2 separate regions of the Homo sapiens genome follow, and region 2 is linked to region 1. The links are chromatin loops, found by intact Hi-C in ENCODE. Cell type or tissue: GM12878. All regions are shown on one strand. Links, peaks and the distances in the headings refer to the core of each region. The heading gives the core; the rest is flanking DNA. Region 1 holds the start of LOC107984010 (a long non-coding RNA gene). Region 2 holds the start of LOC105374297 (a long non-coding RNA gene).

Region 1 (8,329 bases), core at 228-8,227:
CCCTCCCTTCCTCCCTCCCTCCCTCCCTCCCTTCCTCCCTCCCTCCCTATCTTTCTGATAGGGTGTTGCTATTCTTGAGTAACTGGATCTACAGGCATGCACCACTGCACCTGGCTCAAGAACTTTCTTCTTACACTGTACATATTTTGGTAAAAATGAAATCCTGATGAAGCTTCTAAAAGCCTTATTGTACTTAGTTTTACTTAAATATAGACAGTTCAGGAAAGCAGGTATTTCTGCCACTGGTTGTGTGACCTTAGGCAGGCCCCTGTTTTCCCTGGGCCTGAGTTTCACAGACCGTAAAGGAGGAGATCGGGCCCCTCCCAGCTCTGGCGTTCTGTCCCAGGAAGGAGAAGGCCGACGGCGGAGGCTGATGCTTTGGCCCTTCCCAGAGCTGCCTCTGCTGTCTGTGCCTCTTTTCTTTGCTCTGTCATCTTCCCTTGCTAAAGGCCCTGGGTTGGGCCCCAGCTCTGCTACTTGTGTGCAACTTCATTCTAGCCTTTTATTTTATTTTATTTTATTTTTTGAGATGGAGTTTCACTCTTGTTGCCCAGGCTGGAGTGCAATGGCACGATCTCAGCTCACGGCAACCTCTGCCTCCCGGGTTCAGGCGATTCTCCTGCCTCAGCCTCCCAAGTAGCTGGGATTACAGGGATATGCCACCACGCCCGGCTAATTTTGTATTTTTAGTAGAGACGGGGTTTCTCCATGTTGGCCAGGCTGTTCTTAAACTCCTGACCTCAAGTGACCCACCCGCCTCGGCCTCCCAAAGTGCTGGGATTCCAGGCGTGAGCCGCCGCGCCCGCCCATTCTAGCCTTTTAATCTCTCAATGGCATCAGTTTCCTCGTCTTGAAATGGGGTTGAGAAATTGTGAGGAATTCAAAGCGTCAGAACTTCCAGCTGCGAGACCTTATTTCCTGTTCACTTTTGCTTCTTCCCTGCAGACCAAGTTGGAGGTGCGTCCTCCTTTTGCCAGACCTCCTCTTGTGCCTCTTGCTGTATGCAGAGCGTCGTGATGACAGTAAGAGAGAAACCACCAGTCCCCTCCCGGTGGGAGCTTGCATCTGGGTGGGAGGGGCTCATAGAGGAGGCAGTTGAGGAAATGCGTAATGGTTGTGGGGCAGGGGTGGAGGTGAGGGGAGGCAGGCACAGCCAGACTGTGAGCCAGGCAGGACTGGGCAGATTTGGACATGGGTGGCCTGAGTGGCAGCAGCATCAAGGGTTCTGGGACCAAAGCCACTTGTTTTGGTGCTGGTCTCAGTGCCCTCCACCCACGTCCTCCAAACCCGAGGAGGCCTCGGGGCTGCCTGTGGAGGTCCATGGCCTGTGGCCCATTCTCATCTTGTGCCTCTCAGGCGAATTTTCTATTTGGGTTGTTGTATTTTTCAGTTCTAAAATTTTCATATTTCTTTTTAATATTTCATGTATCTGCCAAGATGATGTATCTTTTTGTTCACTTCAGTAGTGTTTGTTCTTACTCCTTGGAGCATGGTTATAACAGCTGCTTAACGTCTGTGATATTCCAACACCTGCCTCATCTTGGGATTGGCCTCAGTTGCTTGTCTTTCTCCTTGTGAGATGTGAGAGTTCTGTGGTTCTTTGTACGTTGAGTAGTTTTGGATTGTATCTTAGACTCTGTGAAGATGAAGTTATGAGATTCTGGGTCTTGTTTAAAGCCTGCAGAGAATGTTATTTTTGTTTGTCAGCAGGTTGGTTTTAGCAGGTAGTTGACTTAGGCTGAGACCCCAAGTTCCAGCGAGGGCAGCTCCAATGTCAGTTTTCAAGTCTCTGTATTTTGTGGTTGGGATCTGCCCCACACGTGCACAAACCAGTGGCCAGTCTGGGACCGGGGTGATAATCTACCCACGGTTCAGTTCTCAGGGCCTTCGGTGTGCAATTTACGGTCCGCGCCTGCGCCGTCGAGGGATACTTACGGCCCGCGCCTGCGCCGTCGAGGGATATTTACGGTCCATGCCTGTGCCGTCGAGGGATGGGCCCAGGAGCTTGGATCCAGCTTTATGGGATTCCTGCCCTGAGCACCTCCTTCTCTTCAGTCTCTGTGACACTTTCTGGCTTTGGGGCCACCCCACCCCACCCTTATTCCCCCACCCTTTCTGGCTCTTTGGCTTGAAGGCCTGGGCTTTAGCTTCCCTGCTTCACCACACACTTCCTGAGACTGCAGCTGCCTCTGCGGCCAAACAAAGAGAAGATGGAACGAGAAAAAAAAGCCAATGGGAATTTCCTCCATACTTTTGGAAGCACAGATCCTCTGGTCAGAGAGAAGAGTTCTCTGTGCCTGTCCAGCTGTTGTGGTGGGTTTGCTGTAAACTAGGTACCCATTGACTGATGCCAACTATGGGATGCCTTGTGGGTCATCCAGAGGGCAGATGTGGGCCTGAAACTGAAAACTGTGATCACAGCCTGTAACCCCTTGTCACCTGCTGGAATGTAAGCTCCAGTGAGGACAGGCCTTCATTGCTTTGTTCATCGATGTATCTCCAAGTGCCTAAAACAGCGCCTGGCACATGGTAGGCACTCAGTAGGTATTTGCTGAGCTTGGTGAACTATCATTTCTGGTAATAGGAGCCTCTGCCATTTACCCTGTACAGAGGCTGTAAACCTACGAAACTCAGTGTTCCCTTTCTAGGACAAATATTTTGCAACACCTTTACTTTACTGAAATGAAATTCCAAAGGTAATATAATCTGTCCACATACCGTGTTTAAACATCAGCCTACTGTCAGTCACAGATTCGGGGTTTGCCTTACTATACTGAAATTAAATTCCAAAGGTAATGTAATCTGTCCACATACCATGTTTAAACATCAGCGTACTGTTGATCGCAGATTTGGGGTTTGCCACCCACACCAGTCATCCAGGACCAAGACCCTTCCTCCAGCTGCAGGAGTGTCGGCTGCTCACAGCTCACAGCTGAGGCCCAAGAGAGCCACATTTTTGTCCCTGGGGGGAGGGGAAGCACACATCCAGTGACCGGTCGAGTCTCCACTCCGGCATCAATTTGGGACATCTCTGAAGGCCACCCCAGGCCTAAGCCCTGAGGGACCAGCTGCATCCTCTGCTATGACTATATCACAGCTCCACTTCTCCCTCTGCCCGATCCTGTATTATCTGCCCCTCACAGGCACACAAATCTCCCTCTCAGAGTGTTTCCTGGGGAACTCGACCCAAGATGATGCCCTAAGTGTTGTACAAGAGATAAGAGGCTGGGTGTCGTGGCTCACGCCTGTAATCCCAGCACTTTGGGAGGCTGAGGCGGGCACATCACTTGAGGTCAGGCGTTTGAGACCAGTCTGGCTGACATGGTGAAACCTCGTCTCTACTAAAAATACAAAAATTAGCCCAGCATGATGGCGCATGCCTGTAATCCCAGCTACTTGGGAGGCTGGAGAATCACTTGAACCTGGGAGGCAGAGGTTGCAGTGAACCGAGATCACTCCATTGCACTCCAGCCTGGGTGGCAGAGCAAGACTCAAAAAAAAGAAAAAAAAAGGAGAGATAAGAGAAGCGTAGTTTATAATAAATGTGTTCTCTGCACACACACTTAGGCGTGACTACACTAGGACCTCATAGCATGAGTTTCTCAGGTCCCCCCTCAGACCAACTGGACAGGAGACTGCACTTTGACAAGTTCCGCAGGCATTTGTGTGCACTGGCGCGTGAGAAGCGTTTCTCTAAGATGTTACAAGGGTCAGATGCTTGTGCCTAAGTGACTGTGTGACACACGAGGGCGGACGCACGAGTCACGGCCACTCAGATACCACACGCGGCAGGTGCCGCCAGTGATAAGATTTCCACGTCGGTGAACAACTGTTGGTAAAGTGCCGAACAAAACACGTTATGAAACTTTCTCAACTTACACAGTAGTTGCATTCCCGGAAAATTCAGTTTGTCTTAAAATTGTTCGCAAGACTATTTTGTCACGTAGGATCCGTGACATTTCCTCATGGCGCATCACTGCCCCACGCATTGCAGGAGGCCGGGCCCTTCGCGCCGGTAGCCCTTGGCTCGGTGACAACTGAAAACACCCCCAGAGCTTCCCACACTGTCCACTAGGGGACATCACTGTCCTCGTTGAAACACTCCCAGAACTTCCCACACTGTCCACTAGGGGTCATCACTGTCCTCGCTGAGAACGACTGGTCCACCAGAGAGAACCCTGTGCTTGGAACTTGACATGGTATTACACGAATCCTCCTGACAAGCATAAGAAGTCTTATATTCTCTCTCTTTAGCTAAGAAAACCAAGTTCAGAGAAGTTCAGCAGTTTGTCCAGGGTCACACAGCTAGTAAGCAGGTAGCAAGCAAGATCTGGACCCAGGTCTTCCTGTCACCAAAGCCCATGTTTGCCACAACGTGTGCTTTCCAGGTGTTTGTAGGTGATCAAGAGTTGCACGGTCCCTAGGCCGTGGCCAGGTTTATTTATTTATTTATTTATTTTTATTTTTATTTATTTATATTTTCTAGATGGAATCTCGCACTATTGCTCGGACTGGAGTGCAATGGTGCAATCTCAGCTCACTGCAACCTCTGTCTCCCGCGGTTCAAGTGATTCTCCTGCCTCAGCCTCCTGAGTAGCTAGGATTACAGGCGCCTGCCACCACACCCGGCTAATTTTTTGCATTTTTTAATAGAGTAGTTTCACTATGTTGGCCAGGCTGGTCTCGAACTCCTGACCTCGTGATCCGCCCATTTCGGCCTCCCAAAGTGCTGGGATTACAGGTATGTGCCACCGTGGCTGGCCTATTTTTTATTTTTATTTTTGAGACGGAGTCTTGCTTTGTTGCCCAGGCTGAGTGAAATGGCACGATCTCAGCTCCACTGCAACCTGCGCCTCCCAAGTTCAAGTGATTCTCCTGCCTCAGCCTCCCCAGTAGCTGGGATTACAGGTGCCTGCCACCACACCTGGCTACTTTTCGTATTTTTAGTAGAGACGGGGGTTTTGCCATGTTGGCCAGGCGGGTCTCGAACTCCTGACCTCAGGTGATCCACCTGCCTCAGCCTCCCAAAGTGCTAGGATTACAGGCGTGAGCCACCGAGCCAGGCGGTGGCCCATAAGTTTTAAAAAGCTCTCCACGGAGTTGTCATGAGCACCCAGGACTGAGAGCCCCTGAGCTTCACTTGGAATTAACGTGAGCTTGAGCGAGGCTTTGCAGCACGCCGGGCTTGGCAGGTGCAGGCGGAGCGGACCGAGGCGCTGAGGCCGGGGCTGCGCTGGGAGGGGAGCGCGTCCTCCGCGGGCCGGGGTGGGGCCTCCCTGTCTGCGCGCGCCCCCTGCCGGCGGCACCCGGCCCTGCGGCTTCAGCGCGTCGGTCCCGGCTGGAGCTGAGCGTGGCTGGAGAACAAATCCACAGCCAAGTGTGCGTCCGGCTCCTCCGGGAAGCAGTCGTGAGATGGGGATTAAACTCCCCAGGGTTCTATTAGGGGAGGTGACTGTGTGAGAGAAAATAAGGAGGCAGCCAGAGGAGCTGGGAGAGCCTTCAGACGGCCATGCAAGTCTGCACCTGCGTGAAGGAACGAGGGAGGGAGCGCCCCAGACCCGCCGTGTGCCTTCCTACCCCTGCCCTCCCACCCCTGCCGCAGCCAGCCGCTGCCTGGGGCTGCCCCGGGAGGCCCGGCCTCAGCGCACACCACGCTCAGGTGTGCAGCCTTCCAAGGGCTGCAGCTGGGCCTCGGAGTGATGGGAGGTCCCTTCCTCTTCGTGGCCACCTCACCAGTGTCATGGCTAGGAACGTGGGCTTTCGTCAAGACCGCCTGGGCATACCCCACTCCCGCCTGGGTGTAGGATCGCGAACAACTTTCTCACCCTTCTCGAGCCTTGGTTTTCTCTTCCGTATCATAGACATCAAAAGAATTTGCCACAAAGAGTGGTCACAATGCTAAGTGCTTGGCATGCGGTAGAGACTCGATCATCCTTAGCTGTTGTTATTCGTGTCAGAGGCGTGTGAACCAGAGCGACTGCATCTTGAATGGGAGCTGGGTAACATGAGGCCGAAACCTACTGGGCTGCATTCCCAGATGGTGAAGGCATTCTAAGTCACAGGATGAGATAGGAGGTTGGCACAAGATACAGGTCATAAAGACCTTGCTGATAAAACAGGGTGCAGTAAAGAAACCGGCTCAATCCCACCAAAACCAAGATGGCCATGAGAGTGACCTCTGGGCGTCCTCATGGCTACACGCCCACCAGCACCATGACAGTTTACAAATGCCATGGCAACATCAGGAAGTTCCCCTACATGGTCTAGCAAGGGGAGGCATGGATAATCCACCCCTTGTTTAGCATATCAGCAAGAGAGAGCCATAAAAATGGGCAAAGCAGCCCTCAGGCCTCCATCTGTGGTGCAGCTGTTCTTTTATTCCTCTACTTTCTTAATAAACTTGCTTTCGGGCCGGGCATGGTGGCTCACGCCTGTCATCCCAGCACTTTGAGAGGCCAGGGGCTGGGGCGGGTGGTGGATCATGAGGTCAAGAGTTCGAGACCAGCCTGGCCAACATGGTGAAACCCTGTCTCTACTAAAAATACAAAAATTAGCCAGGCGTGGTGCGGGCGCCTGTAATCCCAGCTACTCGGGAGGCTGAGGCAGGTGAATGGCTTGAACCTGGGAGCCGGAGGTTGCAGTGAACCGAGATCATGCCACTGCACTCCAGCCTGGGTGACAGAGCGACTCTGTCTCGAAATAAAAACAAACAAACAAAAAAATAAACTTGCTTTCACTTTACAGACACACCCTGAATTATTTCTTGCACAAGATCCAAGAACCCTCTCTTGGGATCTAGATCGAGACCCCTTCCTTGTAACATTAGGACTCTTCAACTATTCCCATGTTATCTGAAAGAGTGTAAAGATACAGTCTATTCCAGAAGGAAATCTTTCTTGTAAATCCATCAAATATTTACATGTTCAGAGCCGCCTTCGCCCAGGATGGGGACACTGGGGATTCTTTCTGCTCTACCCTAGCTTTTCCCTCCCTCCTCCACATCCAGGGGGTCCTGGAGGCCCTTCTATCCACCCAGGACCTTGGCTCCGTCCAATCTTCCTCTTCCTGGAGCAGACGAGAAGACTTTAGGAGCCATGGAGGAGGGGAGAGGGTGAAAGAAAATGGCCCTCGGAAAGGCACAGCCACAAAACCAGCGCACCTTTCTTTTGCCATCATTGGTGGCCTCACGACTCTGGTGCACTGTTATGCTGAGAGCATCTCTATTTCCCCTCCATTTTCATAAAGATACCCCCACCCCCAGGAAGGGTGTGGGGGCCAACTCGGTGGCCTGTAGCGTTGTCCATGGATGAGCAGGAGAAGCACTGGGGAGGGTGTGGCCTGGTCCGGCTTGGAGGTGGGGGAGGCGCTGTGCAGGGCTGCTCCTGGGAGTCTGCAGAGGTGGGCACAGGGTGAACCGAAGGTGTGGTGTCCGGGGCGGGGGTGATCAGGGAGGAAGCCCCTCCTTGGTCCCAGGGAGCAAGACCCAGGCCTGAACCGAGGCACCAAGCAGGAAGTGCCAGGGTTTGTGACAGGCTGGAAAGGAGGGAAGGGGGCAGCGCAGGCCAGCCCAGGACAGCCGGGACTGCCCTCCTCCGGGCGTGTGGACAGATCAGGCATGTCACCGGTGGGGCCCCGCACCTAGCGCCAGCCCCAGCTAGACCCATCACCGGCCTGTGCCTTCTTTTCTCCCCAGGACAGGCTTGGCCGTGGTCATTCCAGAGGGGCCCAGAGGCGGTGAGACTCTGGGGCAAGTCCTTGCTCTGCAGCCTTGTCCTCCTGGTGACCCCATCATCTCTGCTGACCCATGTTCCGCAAGCCGAGTGACTAATGCACAAAACCTCCCTGGGGAGAGCAGAGACCAGGCCACACTCCGAAATGGAAACGGAGCCCAAAGGGGTGTGGCTGATAACCTGGGCAACCTCTTTCTCTGCCCATAGGTGCCAAGAGAGGAGCGAGGCCCAGGGCGGGGGAGGAAGAGGGCAAGGGTCAGAAGTGGGCAGGCAGAGGGAGTGGACACCAGACAGCTGGGGAAAGATTTCCCACTAGACAGGAAGCTCCATGAGGGCAGAGACCAGGTTTATCTCCTGTACCCACAGCCTGGCAAGTAACAGGTACACGGTAAGTACTCATGAGCCACCGCACCCGGCCCCCTTGTCTGATCTTGGTGATCTTGGTGGGGAAAATTATATACTTGCCCAGTGGGAAGATGTTTTGATCTAAAACTGCTTAATGATTTTTTTGCCACTCTCTGTCATTCGGTTCTGCCGTTTAGTTGCAGCCTAGCCTGGGAGGTCTCGTCCCACAGCCTCACTGGGGAGGCAGAGTCACC
Region 2 (8,329 bases), core at 199-8,198, 200 kb after region 1:
CCTCCCCAAGTGCGGAGATTACAGACAGAGCCACTGCGCACGGCCGTGGTCAGCTTTGAAAGCTGGGTAGATCCCTTTGGCTCATACGCCTTTCTGCTAGCTTACCCTGATTCTGCTTCTGGTTCAGATAGTATTTTAATATTTCTAGTGTGTCTTTTTCTAAGATATCTGAAATCTTTTTGTGGAATGAAGTGGCATGAAAAATAAACCAATAATCATTAGTAAGTATGTTTCCTGTCTTTTCACTTTATTAAAATCTTCGTCTTGTGCATCATGTTTAACAATTTTATTTTAGTAAATTTGCAAGGGTTCAGTCCCATTTTACTGATATTTGGGTTGTTTCCCATTTTTGCTCTTAATAACACCATACAGAACATATTTGTGACCATAACTTTCTCTTTAGGATTATTTTTTTAGATGTATGCCCCAGACGTGACCTTTATTGGCTTGCAGGGAATGAACATCATACCTCCTAGACTTATTTTTTTAAAGTTACGCTGTTTTAGTCCTGGGTTAGTTACCTAATTTTGTTTGGTTTGAGACGGAGTTTCGCTCTTGTTGCCCAGGCTGGAGTGGAATGGCGGGATCTCGGCTCACCGCAACCTCTGCCTCCAGGGTTCAAGAGATTCTCCCGCGGAGCTTACAGTGAGCGGAGATGGCGCCACTTCACTCCAGCCTGGGCAACAGAGCAAGACTATATTGCTTTAATTTACTCTGCCGGCTATCTGGAGAGATGCAACCTCATCAGCAGAAATTATTTCCACCCTGCTGCTTTTTAAATGTTATTTCCTATAGCCAGGTACTGAGCCCTTCAATTGAGGTCTAAACCCTCCACCCTCTCCCTCCGGGATTGCCAAGCCTGTGGTTTCAGTTCCATGCTCCCAGGTAGATTGTGTCAACTCAAAGTCAATGCGCTTATGAAATACTTTTTGTGGTTTTTTTCTTAATTTTAAGAGGTTTTTTTTTAAAATATGTTTTTGTTTCATGGAGGCGACACCCTCTGTCTCTGAGTTGTGGGAGCCTTCCTCCTTCAGTCTGCATGTACTGAAGCCAGTGTTTGCCGTACCAGCCCCTCAGCCGCAGCAGCCCACAGTGAGGTGCAGGTGCTCACGCCATCGCCCCAGAGAGCTCCTCCATTCGCCCCTCCACCCGTAGCCCCTCGAAACCACTGCCCTGCTCCCCGACACGGTACACTGTCTTCTCCAAGATGTCATGTGTTGGCATCCTTTGGCCTGTGCCCACCGAAACTAGCTTCCTTCAACGGGCATGTAGCCTGGGAGACCTGGGGCATTTGGGTGCATCTTTCCACTGCTGGTTGGTGCCCCCTGTGTGGAAGCATCCGCGTTAGTTCACGCCTTCTCCTGCTCCTGCCGACGGACATTTTGTTTTCTTCCAGTTATTGGCAATGAGGAATGAGGCCTAAACACTTGTGTGCAGGTTTGTGTGTGCACGTTTAAGTTTTCCCTTGGGGGACATTTCAGCAGTGGGGTTGCTGGATGACATGGTAAGGATGTGCTTAACTTCGTAAGAAACTCCAGGACCACTTTCCAGCATGGCGGGACCCCTCCCATTCCCACTGCAGCTTATGAGGGTCCCAGTTCCTCTGCATCATCACTAGAACCTGGGTTGGCCCATGGGTTTTGTCTGTTTTTAGCCATTTTAATGGATTTGCAGAGGTACTGCTGACTGGCATTTCTCCAGCATCTCTATGATGTTGAGCCTCTTTCTCGGGCAATATGCCCTCCTTATACCTTCTTTGATGAGGCCTCCGTTCCAATATTGGCCCTCTCTTTAATACTGGGGTTTTTACTTTCTTATGGTTAAGTTTTGATGGTTCTTCATATATCCTGCGTGCCAGTAGGTTGTGAGACGTGTGATTCACAAATGTTTATTTCTAGACCATAGTTCATGTTTCATTCTCTTTGGATTTTTATATTGCTTTATAGAATTATAATTTTAAATTTATGACTAAATTTAATTTGTCAATCTTATGAATCATGCTTTTGGTGTCATGTCTAAGAACTTTTCGCCTAACCCCAGGCCATACGAATTTTCCCCTGTGTTTTTAGCTAAGGGTTTGATAGCGTTATGTTCTCCATTTAGGCCTTTAATAAATGTTGAGGAACATTTTGTGACCGCCATGGCCATACCTTTCTCCATCTCTCACGGTATCGTGGGCATTTGCAGCTCCCAGTGCGCCGTGCTGTTCCCGTCTTCTTGGTCTGCTCCTCCTGTCATACCTTTCTCCGTCTCTCACAGTATCGTGGGCGTTTGCAGCTCCCAGTGCCCCGTGCTGTTCCCGGCTTCTTGGTCCGCTCTTCCTGTGAGTTTCAGGGCACGTCTTAGTGCTGGCACTGTCCTGGTCCATCGGGGGTCCCATGAGCTTCTCCATGTGGGAAGGTTGGGACTGTGATGTTGACGGGATGCCCTGTGAGTCAGGAGGAGGTGCTGACGGGGGTTTCCATGTAGGAGAGAGAGGTGTTTGGTTTTCCGGATGGGGCAGACTTGAGAGGGGACAAACTTGAGAAATGCCACCAATGAGAAGGGCACGCACAGCAGGTCTCGGGGCCGCCCAGCCGTGTGGGAGACAAACGTGGATGTGTCAGTGGCCACGCCAGGAGGTAAACCCTCAACCAAGGGCCTCTGGGTGTCCAAGACCAAGTCTTGCTCAAGAGGTGTGTTCAGCTGAGCCAACCATGGCAGAAATGCATAAGGGAGATCCCACGGTTCCTCTGTTTAAATCCCCTGCTAATCCCACCAGACTCAGAGAAGCAGCCAAGTCCTCACAGCAGCCTGCAACCCCCGCCTGACTCGGCCTCCTCTTGGCTCTGATTCTCTGCACCCTTCTATCCCTGTCTCTTCTTCCATCAGAGAGGAGATCCGGCACGTTTATCCTGGTGGATTCAAACCCATCTTTGCCCCACATATAGTCACCGGAATGAATAGGTATAATCTAGAAAGAGTCCTTTTGAAAAAGAAAAAAGCAGGCCGGGCATGGTGGCTCATGCCTATAACCCTGCAGGGACCAGCCCCACAGGGTCGGTGGGTCTCTCCCTGTGTGCGGCGACGAGAGAGTGTAGAAATAAAGACACAAGACAAAGAGATAAGAGAAAGGGCAGCTGGGCCCGGGGGGCCACTACCACCAATGCGCGGAGAACGGTAGTGCCCCGAATGTCTGGCTGCGCTGTTATTTATTGGATACAAGGCAGAAGGGGCAGGGTAAAGAATGTGAGTCACCTGCAATGATAGGTAAGGTCACGTGGGTCACGTGTCCACTGGACAGGGGGCCCTTCCCTGCCTGGCAGCCGAGGCAGAGAGGGAGAGGAGACAGAGAGAAAGACAGCTTATGCCATTATTTCCGCATATCAGGGACTATTAGTATTTTTACTAATTTACTACTGCTATCTAGAAGGCAGAGCCAGGTGTACAGGATGAAACATGAAGGCGGACTAGGAGCGTGACCACTGAAGCACAGCATCACAGGGAGACGGTTAGGCCTCCGGATAACTGCAGGCGAGCCTGACTGATGTCAGGCCCTCCACAAGAGGTGGAGGAGCAGAGTCTTCTCTAAACTCCCCCGGGGAAAGGGAGACCCCCCCCCCTCCCCGCCCTTTCCCGGTCTGCTAAGTATCGGGTGTTGTTCCTTGACACCTTTTGCTATCCGCCTGGTAACAGGCATCTTCCCAGACGCTGGCATCACCGCTAGACCAAGGAGCCCTCTGGTGGCCCGGTCCGGGCATAACAGAAGGCTCGCACTCTTGTCTTCTGGTCACACCTCACTATGTCCCCTCAGCTCCTATCTCTGTATGGCCTGGTTTTTCCTAGGCTACGATTATAGAGCAAGGATTATCATAATATTGGAATAAAAAGTAATTGCTACAAACTAATGATTAATGATATTCATATATAATCATATCTAAGATCTATATCTGGTATAACTATTCTTGTTTTATATTTTATTATACTGGAACAGCTCGTGTCCTCTGTCTCTTGCCTCGGTGCCTGGGTGGCTTGCCACCCACATAATCCCAGCACTTTGGGAGGCTGAGGTGGGAGAATCACCTGAGGTCAGGAGTTTCAGACCAGCCTGGACAACATGGTGAAACCCCATCTGTAGTAAACATATAAAAATTAGTTGGGCGTGGTGGTGCGTGCCTGTAATCCCAGCCACTTGGGAGGCTGAGGCAGGAGAATCATTTGAACCCAGAAGATGGAGGTTGCAGTGAGCTGAGATCGCGCCACTGCACTCCAGCCTGGGTGGCAGAGTGATATTGTCTCAAAAACATAGTAATAGGAATAATAAAGGAAAAGTGCAAAAATTCAAACAACTTAACAGAAACTGGGCAAAAGAGCTGAACCGGCCCTCCACAGAAGAGGAAATGTGGAGGAATGGCTAATGAAAACATGAAGAGGGGCTCAGCCTAACAGGGGGAGATATCACGTGACAACCACCAGACGGGCAAAAATCCCACAACCCAATCCATGCCAGCGTTGGGGAGAATGGAGAGAAGCAGGAACACCAGGCACTGCTAACGCTTGTGAAGTATATTTCTGCTATGCTTGTATATGAAAGTGTGTGTGTTGTGGGTTATGAGGAAAATTACATTTTTACCTGGGATGAAATTTTAAAATTTGAAAGCTACTGACCAGAAGAAACTTGCGCTTGTGTACAAAAGAAATGCCCAAGAACGTTCCCAACAAAACACAGTCCTAAGGGCCCCAACCTGGCCAAACACTCATCCACGGGAAGATGAAGACATTTCCCATGCTCCCCTCAGACGACGGGAGACCATGCAGCAATGAAAATGAGCCATGTCAGTGTGGGTGGGTCTCAGGGAGAGAATGGAGGACAAAAATAGACACAGAGCAGGTGCTCAGAGCCATGCAGTGCAGGAGCAGCCACGCAGGAGAATTCCCTCACGTCAAAGTTCAAAACTACAGCCGAGGCAACAGAGCAAGACCCTGCCTCAAAAAGAAAACAGAAAGTTCAAAAACTAAATGGCATATCTTTTAGGGATGTACACACACGGTGAAAGAAACATACTATGAAGGAAAGTGTGCAAATAATAAAGACTAAAGCAGGAAGTGATTCCCTCCGTAGGAGAAGGGAAGGGACTGGGACTCAGGCAGGGCCTCCAGGGAGCATCCAAAGCTATGTCTCTTCAGATTCTACTCCCTAAACTTGGTGGAGGTCCTCTGTGTCCAATGTGTCAATATTCTTTATACCTTACCCATACTGTAAAAACGCTTTATTTCTATTCAATATTTAGAAGACAGTTATAAACAAGATGCATTCAATAGCATGGTGGCAGATGAACATCAGGAAGGAACATCCATGAGCTTCCATCCACGGAACCTCACCATGGATACGCTTGTGATCAAGGGCCTGGTCTCCCCTCAAGACACGGTCACAGATCAGAGGCCACACCATCCTAGCAGTGGAGCAGGACCAGCTGGGACAGGGTCCTTCTGTGACACCTGCTGCATCACCAGGCTGGGTGAACGGACACAATTGCCAGAACTCACAGAATAGAAGTATCAGCACCGAAACCTCACAGGAAAAATGGTAAGTTCTAAGTTTCTCCATTAATAGTAACTCTCAGATTAATCTCTGTCATCCATCGCTTCTCCAAGAAATGACTTTTTAGGGTGATGTGCCAGGCGCCATGTTGGAGGGCTGGTGGTAGCGGCTTGGGGAGGTGCTCACTCTGTCGGTCTCACTCTCTCACACGCTTCCCCGGCTCCCTTCGTTCCCCCCCACCCCACTTGGCCTGCGTGCTGGAGGGTGTGCGAGGGAGTGGGAGGACGTCGGGGGGTGGGGGGAGGCGTTCCGGTCCCCAAGAGACCCGCGGAGGGAGGCGGAGGCTGTGAGGGACTCCGGGAAGCCATGGACGTCGACAGGCTCCAGGAGGCGCTGGAAGATTTTGAGAAGAGGCAAAAAAGAAAGTCTGTCCTGTCCTGGATCAGTTCCTTTTGTCATGTAGCCAAGACTGGAGAAACAGATTCCGTGGTCCCAATTTAAAGGCTATTTTATTTTCAAACTGGAGAAAGTGATGGATGATTTCAGAACTTCAGCTCCTGCGCCAAGAGGTCCTCCCAACCCTAATGTCGAATATATTCCCTGTGATGAAACAAAGGGAAGAATACTGAAAAACTGTCACTGGATTTAACCGTATCCCTTTTACTATTCAGCGATTATGTGAATTGTTAACAGATCCGAGGAGAAACTATACAGGAACAGACAAATTTCTCAGAGGAGTAGAAAAGAACGTGATGGTTGTTAGCTGTGTTTATCCTTCTTCAGAGAAAAACAATTCCAATAGTTTAAATCGAATGAATGGTGTGATGTTTCCTGGAAATGCACCAAGCTATACTGAGAGGTCTAATATAAATGGGCCTGGGACACCCAGGCCACGTAATCGACCAAAGGTTTCTCTGTCAGCCCCCATGACAACAAATGGGTGGCCTGAGAGCACAGACAGCAAAGAGGCAAATTTGCAGCAAAATGAAGAGAAAACTCAGTGACTCTTCGACATCTGAATCAGAAGTTTCCTCAGTGAGCCCTTTGAGAAATAAACATCCAGATGAAGATGCTGTGGAAGCTGAGGGGCATGAGGTAAAAAGACTCAGGTTTGACAAAAAAGGCGAAGTCGGAGAAATAGCCAGTCAAGCGACTTGCAGCGAAATTTCTTCAGTTATGGTAGAAGAAACAGAAGCATCACCTTCATCTCATGATAAAGACAAAAAAAGCCATGGTACCCGGCAGCGCGTTCAGAAGAAGATGAAGATGAAGAGGAAGAAGAAGGGATTGAGAGACCATCTGTAAAAGGGAGGAGTAAGGAGATCCTCAAATTCTTGCATTCATTGTTTTTGTGAAAGAATTGTACATCATGGAACTCCTTGTAATGTCGACGCTGGGCTTTTCTCCCACCTGTATGCAGTTGCTGCTGAATTTCAGGGGATGTGATTTGAACTACAGAACATCAGAATTCACGAAACTTAACTGTGGAGGTATTTTGAATATAAAATTTAAGTACAACAACATTTGCTTATTTTTAGAGTCTTTTATGACATCAAGAGAAATGGTCCCAGAAAGAAAAAACCAAGAAAAAGAATCTGATGATGCCTCAACTGTGAATGAAGAGACTTCTGAGGAAAATAATGAAATGGAGGAATCTGATGTGTCTCAAGCTGAGAAAGATTTACTACATTCTGAAGGTAGTGAAAACGAAGGCCCTGAAAGTAGTGGTTCTTCTGACTGCCGTGAAACAGAAGAATTAGTAGGATCCAATTCCAGTAAAACTGGAGAGATTCTTTCAGAATCATCCATGGATAATGATGACGAAGCCACAGAAGTCACCGATGAACCACTGGAACAAGACTATTTAGAAACATTTACATGCAGTATTTTACACACAGTTCTGGTTTTAACACTGTATAAAACTTTTATGTAAAAAAGTGCACCTTTAGTTTTATAAGAAAAGCAGGTTGTAAAATAAAGTACTTTATGGATAATTCCTGAAAGAGTTGTCCATGTAAGAACTGTGAATATCAGCTCCTCTGGGTCCTGCTTACCTTACCGCTGATTTCTTTTTCTTTCTTTCTTTCTTTCTTTCTTTCTTTCTTTCTTTCTTTCTTTCTTTCTTTCTTTCTTTCTTTCTTTTCTTTCTTTCTTTCTTTCTTTGGTCTGGGCAAATCAGTGGTTTGTGTATAGATTTTTTTTTTTAATTTAGGATTAAAGTTTTTAAACTGGAAAGTAATTATAATTTTGAACAGTTTTTTGAGATTATCACATTTAGTTTATACATATGCAAGAAGCTTTTTGTCTTGTGTCTTTCTGATAGCTCCAGCAGTTTTCATATTTTGGTCATAGTTTCAACATTTTAACATGTGAATAATAGAGTTTCATGCTGGTTTCCAGATTTTATTGTTCGGATACATACAATAGAACCTTAAGTTTTATATATATATATATATATATATATATATATATATATATATATATATATATATTCTAAGGGGGAAAATGTTATATTTTTCTGTTTGTATAAGAGATAAATACAGTGGATACTTTTTCTATTGGTAATGACTGAGTTCACCTCTTTCAGAAGACATTTTCTTTCTCTTCTGAGTAACTGAAATAAAATCTGGCCTCTGTGAAACCCTGGAAATACCACGACCCTCAACTAGAAACACCAATACCAGCTCCTCCGCGAGTTTCCAGCTCCACAACCTAAGACATCAGAGGCAGCATTGGTTCCTCACGTAGAGTCCAGCTCCGGGACCCTCATATTTGAACCGCAGGGCCATCTCATCCCTGGATCTCCAG

What was found. Peaks named below come from ENCODE experiments on the same cell type or tissue, not always from the same donor. Only the 100,000 strongest peaks of a DNase experiment are listed, where the experiment ranks them.
Region 2: a loop joins it to region 1, with 11 times the contacts of the local background. A loop is called at or near these places in 12 of 110 quality-filtered maps.

The regions. Positions count from the first base shown.
Region 1 is chr3:195,846,826-195,855,154 of GRCh38, reverse strand. The region is part of intron 1 of LINC01983 (long intergenic non-protein coding RNA 1983); the gene reads left to right. LOC107984010 (a long non-coding RNA gene) reads left to right here and starts at 8,045. Exons shown (of 2, transcript XR_924880.3): 1 at 8,045-8,118. RefSeq lists an enhancer at 3,832-4,332. In GM12878, for the core only: a CTCF peak has its summit at 4,104 (motif pointing right); a DNase peak (open chromatin) is centred at 4,124.
Region 2 is chr3:195,649,197-195,657,525 of GRCh38, reverse strand. LOC105374297 (a long non-coding RNA gene) reads left to right here and starts at 5,367. Exons shown (of 3, transcript NR_136186.1): 1 at 5,367-5,566; 2 at 8,133-8,329. It also overlaps the pseudogene LOC100288016. In GM12878, for the core only: no CTCF peak of the experiment used is centred there; no DNase peak of the experiment used is centred there; H3K4me3 peaks cover 252 bases.